Linked DNA regions of Homo sapiens: region 2 is linked to region 1. A link is an interaction called in ENCODE POLR2A ChIA-PET data of the cell type or tissue named here. Cell type or tissue: MCF 10A. All regions are shown on one strand.

The links. ChIA-PET counts read pairs that join two places held together with the same protein. Peaks named below come from ENCODE experiments on the same cell type or tissue, not always from the same donor. Only the 100,000 strongest peaks of a DNase experiment are listed, where the experiment ranks them.
Region 2: POLR2A ChIA-PET joins it to region 1 with 5 read pairs; 6 of 35 experiments call an interaction of 5 or more read pairs at or near these places.

The regions. Positions count from the first base shown.
Region 1 is chr11:117,271,341-117,275,340 of GRCh38, reverse strand. The region is part of intron 6 of RNF214 (ring finger protein 214); the gene reads right to left. Among named protein-coding and RNA genes, the nearest start is that of RNF214, 41 kb to the right of the region's middle. In MCF 10A, no CTCF peak of the experiment used is centred here; a DNase peak (open chromatin) is centred at 1,530.
Region 2 is chr11:117,215,483-117,219,482 of GRCh38, reverse strand. PCSK7 (proprotein convertase subtilisin/kexin type 7) reads left to right here. Exons shown (of 17, transcript NM_004716.4): 11 at 319-426; 12 at 915-1,017. Among named protein-coding and RNA genes, the nearest start is that of PCSK7, 15 kb to the left of the region's middle. RefSeq lists enhancers at 1-321, 776-1,975. In MCF 10A, no CTCF peak of the experiment used is centred here; no DNase peak of the experiment used is centred here.

The DNA of each region.
Region 1 (4,000 bases):
AGGTGTGATATTATTAGACTGTCAATTTGTGACCTGTCTTTTTGATGAAGGCATTTGGCACTATAAACTTCCCTCTTAGTATTGCTTTTGCTGTATCTGAGATTTTGATAACTTCTGTCACCGTTATCAATCATTTTTAAAAAATTTTAATTTCTATCTTGATTTCATTGTTAACTCAAAGATCATTCAGGACAGGTTGTTTAATTTCTAATTTCTATAGGTTTGAGAGTTCCTCTTCAAACTGATTTCTAGTTTTATACTGCTAGGGTCTGAGAAAACACTTAATATTATTTCTATTTTAAAAAATATTAAGACTTGTTTTGTAGCCTATCATATGGCCTATCTTGAAAAATGTGCCACTAGGCCAGGTGCAGTGGCTCACACCTGTAATCTCAGTTGTTTCTGGAGGCTGAGGTGGGTGGATCACTTGAGGTCAGGAGTTCAAGACCAGCCTGGCCAACATGGCAAAACCCCGTCTCTACAAAAAAAAAAAATTTACAAAAATTAGCCAGACATCATGGCGCCCATCTGTGTTCTACTTGGGAGGCTAAGGCAGAAGAACTGCTTGAACCCGGGAAGCGGAGGTTGCAGTGAGCTGAGATTGTGCCATTGCACTCTGGCCTGGGCAACAAGAGTAAAACTCTGTCTCAAAAAAAAAAAAAAAAGAGCCATGGCTGGGCACGGTCGCTCACGCCTGTAATCCCAGAACTTTGGGAGGCCAAGGTGGGCAGATAACCTAAGGTCAGGAGTTCGAGACTAGCCTGGCCCAACAGGGTGAAACCTCGTCTCTACTAAAAATACAAAAAAAAAATTAGCCGAGTGTGGTAGTGGGCACCTGTAATCCCAGCTACTCAGGAGGCTGAGGCAGGAGAACTTCTTGAACCCAGGAGGCGGAGGTTACAGTGAGCCAAGATTGTGCCATTGCACTCCAGCCTGGGCAACAAGAGCAAGTCTCCATCTCAAAAAAAAAAAAAAAAAAAAAAAGAAGTCATTTGTTTTCCCAGTACTAGGGGCTTTCTCCTCTCTCCCCTTCATCTAGTAAGATAGCATATTGGCCCCAAATTCTAACTAACTACTCCTTTGAGTTACCCACCACTGAGTTCTTCCATGTGTATGCACATTGCACATGTAAATAAACTGTTTTTCCCTCCTGTTAATCTGTTATTTTGAAACTGTCCCTATAAACTGTATGAAATTCATCGGGGAAGAAGAGGGGGGAGAAACGAAAATAAACGAGGCTTGCAGCACATGCAGTGTTTATCATGAGGTCAGCTTGCTCTCTGACTAGCTACTTCACCAGTGTTTTGCGCCTGCTGCCTCAGAATCACATAGACCCTGCTACGAGATTAAAGTTCCCCTTAAGTGTTCTATAGACAACATGAACATTATAAAACATTAAGTTTTCCCTTTAAGATATTCTTTCAGATCCTGCATAGCAGTGAAATTATTGACATCAGCCTGTCTGAAGGACCCCACTGACGCCAGTTGGTCTGAAGGATCCCAGAGGAGCTGACTCACCAAAGAATGCAGTTTCCACATCTTGATGATTTCATCCCCCGTATCCCAACCAATCAACGACCTCAATTTTCCCGCCCCTTACCTTCCACAATCCCCTTAAAACTTAAAATACCAGCCCATAACTCCTCAGGGGAAATGGATTTGAGGGTCTCCTCCCATGTCCTCACTCAATGCTCTGCAATCATTAAACTCTTTCTCTGCTGCAAACCCTGCTGTTTCAATGTAACTGATCTACTACTGCACAGTGGTCATATAAACTTGTTGGTTGTATAACATTTTGTCAGTTTAATTTTCGGGCCCTAATCTCTGAACATAAGAAGGTAGAGAAAAGGTTTCTCTTCCCCATACAACATACAAAATATCCATTCAAAATTCAAGGTAAACAAATAGATTTTAATGTACTAGTATAAAAAACTTCACAGCTTGCCAGGAATAAAACTAAAATAATAATAATAATAATAAAACAAATTTGAAAATAAAAGCAAAATGTTTATTGATGTGGTTTCAGATCCCACAATGCAACTTAACTTTAAGACACCAACACACCAAGTTTTGGCATAGTATCAAAGATGAATATCCACAATTATCTTTAAAAGCTATTAAAATACTCTTTGCTTTCCAACTACTTATCTGCATATCATCAGATTTTCTTTATATATTTCAACCAAAACAATATATTGCAATCAATTAAATATAGCAGATAAGTAAGCTTCTTCCATGAAAGAGATTTACAAAATGTAAACAATATTATTATTCTAACTAAACTGATCTTTATCTGAAAAATATTTTTCATAGAAAATATGCTATTTAACACATAGGTTTATTATTTTAAAATAAATTAATGCATAAATATTAAATTTTTTCTCAGTTTTAATTTCTGGTTCAGTATATACTGATAGATAAAATCCATATAAACAAAACCTCTTTGGGGTCCTTGTTAATTACTAAGAGTTTAAAAGGGTCCTTAGACTAAAATGTTTCAGCACCTCTAATCTACTATACTCCCATCTCATCTCTACCCACATGGATAATTTTTAGCATCTAGTCATATTCCTTATTTTCTACCCTTTACAACAACCTTTGTGAACTCAATATCCATATTCATGATCCATATGAGACTAAGACCTTGGAGTTCTTCCTCCTCCTAAACTTCATTCCTTGACAATTGCCTACCAGGAAAGCCATTTCTTTCTTTTTAAAAAAAAAAAAAAAATTTTAATTTTACTTTAAGTTCCGGAATACTAGTGCAGAATATGTAGGTTTGTTACATAGGTATACATGTGCCATGGTGGTTTGCTCCACCTATCAACCCGTCATCTAGGTTTTAAGCCCCGCATACATTAGCTATTTGTCCTAATGCTCTCCCTCCTCTTCCTCCCTACCCCCCCAACTGACCCTGGTGTGTGTTGTTCCCCTTTCTGTGGCCATGTGTTCTCACTGTTCAACTCCCACTTATGAGTAAGAACATGCGGTGTTTGGTTTTCTGGCAGCAAAGCCACCCCTTAAACCATATTAACACACGGAAAGTCTACACTGAAAACCTCAAACTTTGGTCCAGGCAAGGTGGCTCAAGGTGGTGGTTGGTGGTTGTTTTTAGAGACAGGGTTTCACTGTGTTACCCAGGCTGGAGTACAGTGGCACAATCGTAAGCTCACTGGAACCTCAAACTCATGGGCTCTAGTGATTCTCCTGCCTCAGCCTCCCAAGTAGCTACAGGCATATACCACCATGCCTGGCTACCAGCACTTTGGAAGGCCAAAGTAGGAGGATCACTTGAGCCCAGGAGTTCAAGACTAGCCTGGGCAACATGGCAAGACCCTCGCCTCTAAGAAAAATAAAAAGATTAACTGGGCACGGTGGTGTGCTCCTGCAGTCCTAGCTACTTGGGAGGCTGAGGTGGGAGGACTGCTTAAGCCCAGGAGGTAGAGGCTACAGTGAGCTATCATCACACTACAGCCTGTATGATGCAGCGAGACCCTGTCTCAAAACAAAATACAACAACAACAAAAAAACACCTCAAACTTTGTTCTGTCATTTTGTGACCACGACCTCCTTTCTAATCACCATTCCAACCCTTCACAAGGAATTAATGAGAACTGATCAACTCCTAGTACACTATCCAGGCCATTAGCTTCATTTCTAGCTCCTTTTCCACTAATGTTTACTACACATACTAGCATGGATATCCTGCAAATACTTCAAATTTAACCTGTCCAGAAGATAATTTAGGACTCTGCTTCTGCCTGAAATGGAGTACCAGGGACAGATTTATCCTGTGGCCCTAAAGAACTAAACAACTGGACAAAACATATGAAACAATGTTTTCAAACACTGGACAATAGGCAGCACAGGACTATGATCATTGAGAAAGGAATACACATGAAAGCAGCCCTACAATTGCTCCAGCTCACTGCCTGGAGGCAGTTTCCAGTCTGCAGCACAGGGACGGCAAATGCAAACAGAGCTGGCATTGTTGCTAAAT
Region 2 (4,000 bases), 56 kb after region 1:
TCAGAGTCCCTTTCAGAGTTGCATATGTAAAGAACAGGTGTGGGGACCCCACAAAGACCACAGGCCTAAACTCATTTTATCTGCAAAGGGGAGCTCTGGCTGTGCCTCCTGGCCCCTTCTCTAGAAGCAAGCCAGTGGGGTGGTGACATCATGGGCTTTGACCTTTTGTCCCAGCTTGCCTTGGGGAATCCATTCCCAGTAGCCATAGTGGGAGAGCGTGGACTGGATCAGCCAGCAGGGCAAGCAGGGAAACCAGAGTCAGATTGTTGAGACTACACTGGCAATGCAAGAGACTAACCAGGACCTCTGTCCTTTCAGTATGAGGATCGCCGTGCAGAGTGGGTCACCAACGAGGCAGGCTTCAGCCATAGCCACCAGCACGGTTTCGGCCTCCTCAACGCCTGGAGGCTCGTGAATGCAGCCAAGGTGAACAGGTGTTGGCAGGGCAGGGTGCCCTGTGTGGAGTGACCAAGGGTCGGAGCTGAATGCCCCAAACTGCCTGGGATATCATAGGTGCCTAGTAAATGTTCATTCAGTTCATTGATTTAACAACTTCAACCTTCATCCCAGCTGATATCCATTTTACAAATGAGAAAGCAGGCTCAATGCTATCACTGAAGTTTCCAAACTACTAATAGAGTAAATGGGACCTGAGTATGTGTGGGACTCAGGATGCTCTGGTTCCCCTCCTCCACCCTGGACACAGCTGTTTCCTCTGGTTCCTTAGCTGGGGGCTGTACGGAGCATTCCAGCGAGCAAGCAGGAGCTGAGGGCTGAAGGAAGATGATGAGGAGTGGAAAAATAAAGACAGCTAAACCTTCAAGATCGTATTGACAAGGGCGTGTGTGTTTGTGAGAATGTGGGTGTGATCATTCTTGTTTGTTGATTTGCCATCCCCTCCTTTCCTTTCATAGATCTGGACATCTGTCCCTTACTTAGCATCCTACGTCAGTCCCGTGTTAAAAGAAAACAAGGCGATTCCGCAGTCCCCCCGTTCCCTGGAGGTCCTGTGGAATGGTAAGTAATCAGCACAAAGGGGGTTAATCTTAGGCCTGAGGTTTGGGGCCGGGTGACAAGGAAGTTAAACTCGTCCTCCCTGCCAGATTCTACCCCCTTTCGGAGCTGAGCTCCAGCCAAACCTGTGGAGTTTTCTTTGACCATTTTAGGACATGTTACTGCTTCTGAGTTGGCTCCCCCAGCTGCTTAAACAAGACCTTTCTCCTGGGTTCCTAGTAGTGAAAAGGAGCAGCAGAGCAACTGAGGAGGAGGGCGGGTGGGAGGCATGGGACTGGGGCTTGGGGAGGTCAGGCGAGACCGGGGTGAGAGCTCAGAGAAGCTCCTGTGACTTCCATGCTAAGATCTTGCCAGAGAACTCTGGTCAGTCCTCGGGTGTCTGGATGAAGTAAAGGAGTTAGGCATTTCTTCCTTTGATTCTCTGGCTTACCTAATAGAGAGAGTCAGATGTGGTCTGCTGGGGATGGACAGAGGGTTTGTAGAAGTCTCCTAGGCTTTAGTGACCCATCCTCTGCCTCCGCCTCCATGGTGGCCAGCATGAACCAGGATTGTCTGAAGGGGTTGTATCCTCTAAGCCAGCGACCTGGTTTTATGTTGAGCGAAGAGGCGGACGCCCTCCCTAGAGGAGAGTGCAGCTGGATCAGGATGCTTGTGCAGAGGATGCCCTGTCTGCACATTTACCAGCGTTTTCCCTACCCCCAGCTCCTTGGGGGATTCTTTTTCCTGGAGTCATTTACTACTTTTTGCAAAGGAAGTATGCTATGCTTAGTGCCCAAACCAAAACTGTCTTCACTTTTTCTGTCCTCCTAGAAAGTGATCAATTGAGAGCCATGGCAGGAGAAGGAATGGCCAGAGAAGGTTACTCAGAAGGGAGGATGAGGGGTGGCTTCCCTCAGGTGAAGGTTTCACAGAGAAGAATTGAGTTTTCTCCTCCTAACCACATCCAGCACTTGCCCAATTTCCCTCAATGTGGAATGAAACCCCTGGGCCAGTCACTGCATTTCCCATAAAAGGAATGTTATCTTGGAAAGGGCATAAAGCGTCAGCCAAGTCAGAGAAGTTCAGAAACATTTCCAGGAATGCAGTTCATTTGGAAGCCCCTGGCTTTGCACTTGCGTGTCTTAGAGATAGTGTGCCTTCAACTTTACCTTCTATCCAGGGCTATTTCCTGTTGCATCTGTCAAATGAGGGCAGTGACTTAAAAGAGTAATATGGTCTTCCCAGCTTCGTCATCCTCTGCTTCCTGCTGACCAGGGGACGTTGCCACGGAATGTCTACCCTAGGCATTGAGGCATCTGGCAACTGCTTGCTTGTCACTAAAAAGTAAGAGAAAGAAGGACAGATTGCCTGGGTGGAGAAGAGTGGGAGGTGGCCTAGTGGAGAAAGCAGGATTAAGAGAAGGGAGGGAAAGATTTAGGGAGTTTGGCTAATGGAGCCCTTTACCTGTTGGAAGGGCAGCAAGCAAAAGTTTTACCAGAGTTTTCCCTACCCCCAGCTCCTTGGGGGATTTTTTGTTTTGTTTCATTTTTGTTTTTGTTTTTTTGCCTTGAGTAATTTTGACATGCAGAGTTATTCACAACTTTTTGCAAAGTACTATTTTCATTGGCTTTTCAGAGCCAGTGAAGTTGCCTTCTCCTCCAACATGACCACATTTTCCTCTGAGCAGACAAAAACAGAACAAATAAGTTTGTGGGCTTGCTTGGAGGTTGAAAGAAATAAGTCCAGTTAAAATGAGAGTTGAGCCAGGTGCCCTGGCTCATGCCTGTAATCCCAGCACTTTGGGAACTTTGGGAGGCAGATAACCTGAGGTCAGGAGTTTGAGACCAACCTGACCAACATGGTGATACCCCATCTCCACTAAAAATACAAAATTAGCTGGGTGTGGTGGCTCATGCCTGTAGTCCCAGCTACTTGGGAGGCTGAGGCAGGAGAACCCGGGAGGCAGAGGTTGCAGTGAGCTGAGATCGCACCATTGCACTCCAGCCTGGGCAAGAAGAGGGAAACTCCATCTCAAAAAAAAAAAAAAAAAAAAAAATTGAGAGTTGAGCAGCTCAGTCCCAGGAAGTCAAGAAACCCCTTCTACAGCCAAGTTATGGTTGTTTTCCACCAGGACCTGGTTGATTCAGTGTCTGGGGGCTGGAAAGTGAACTTTTTATAAAGCAGAGGGAGCTGAACATCCCTGAGATAGAAGAGGAGGCTAAATACCTCTAAGACTCTAGAGTAGCATTGTCCCAAAGAATTTTCTGCAATGATGGAACTGTTCCATGTCCATGCTGCTCAGTTCAGTGGTCACTAGTCATCTGAGTCTATTGAACATTTAAAACATGACCAGTTGGCCGGGCATGGTGGCTCACACCTGTAATCCCTTTGGGAAGCTGAGGCAGGAGCATTGTTTACGCTCATGAGTTCAAGACCAGCCTGAACAACATAGTGAGACCCTATTTCTACAAAAAATAAAATTAGCCAGGTGTGGTGGTGCATGCCTCCTGGGAGGCTGAGACAGGAGGATTCCTTGAGCCCAGGATGCCAAGGCTGCAGTAAGCCATGGTTGCACTACTGCACTCTCCATCCTGGGTGACAGAGCGAGACCTTGTCTCAAAAATAATAATAGGCTAGGCGTGGTAGCTCATACCTAGCCTATAATCCCAGCACTTTGGGAGGCCAAGGGCAGGGGCGGATCACTTGAGGTCAGGAGTTCAAGACCAGCCTGGCCAACAGAGTGAAACCTCGACTCTACTAAAAAAAAAAAAAAAAACGATACAAAAATTGGCTGGGCACGGTGGCTCACGCCTGTAATCCCAGCACTTTGGGAGGCTGAGGCGGGTGGATCACAAGGTCAGGAGATCGAGACCATCCTGGCTAACACGGTGAAACCCCATCTCTACTACAAATACAAAAAAATTAGCCAGGCGTGGTGGTGGGTGCCTGTAGTCCCAGCTACTCGGGAGGCTGAGGCAGGAGAATGGCGTGAACCAGGGAGGCGGAG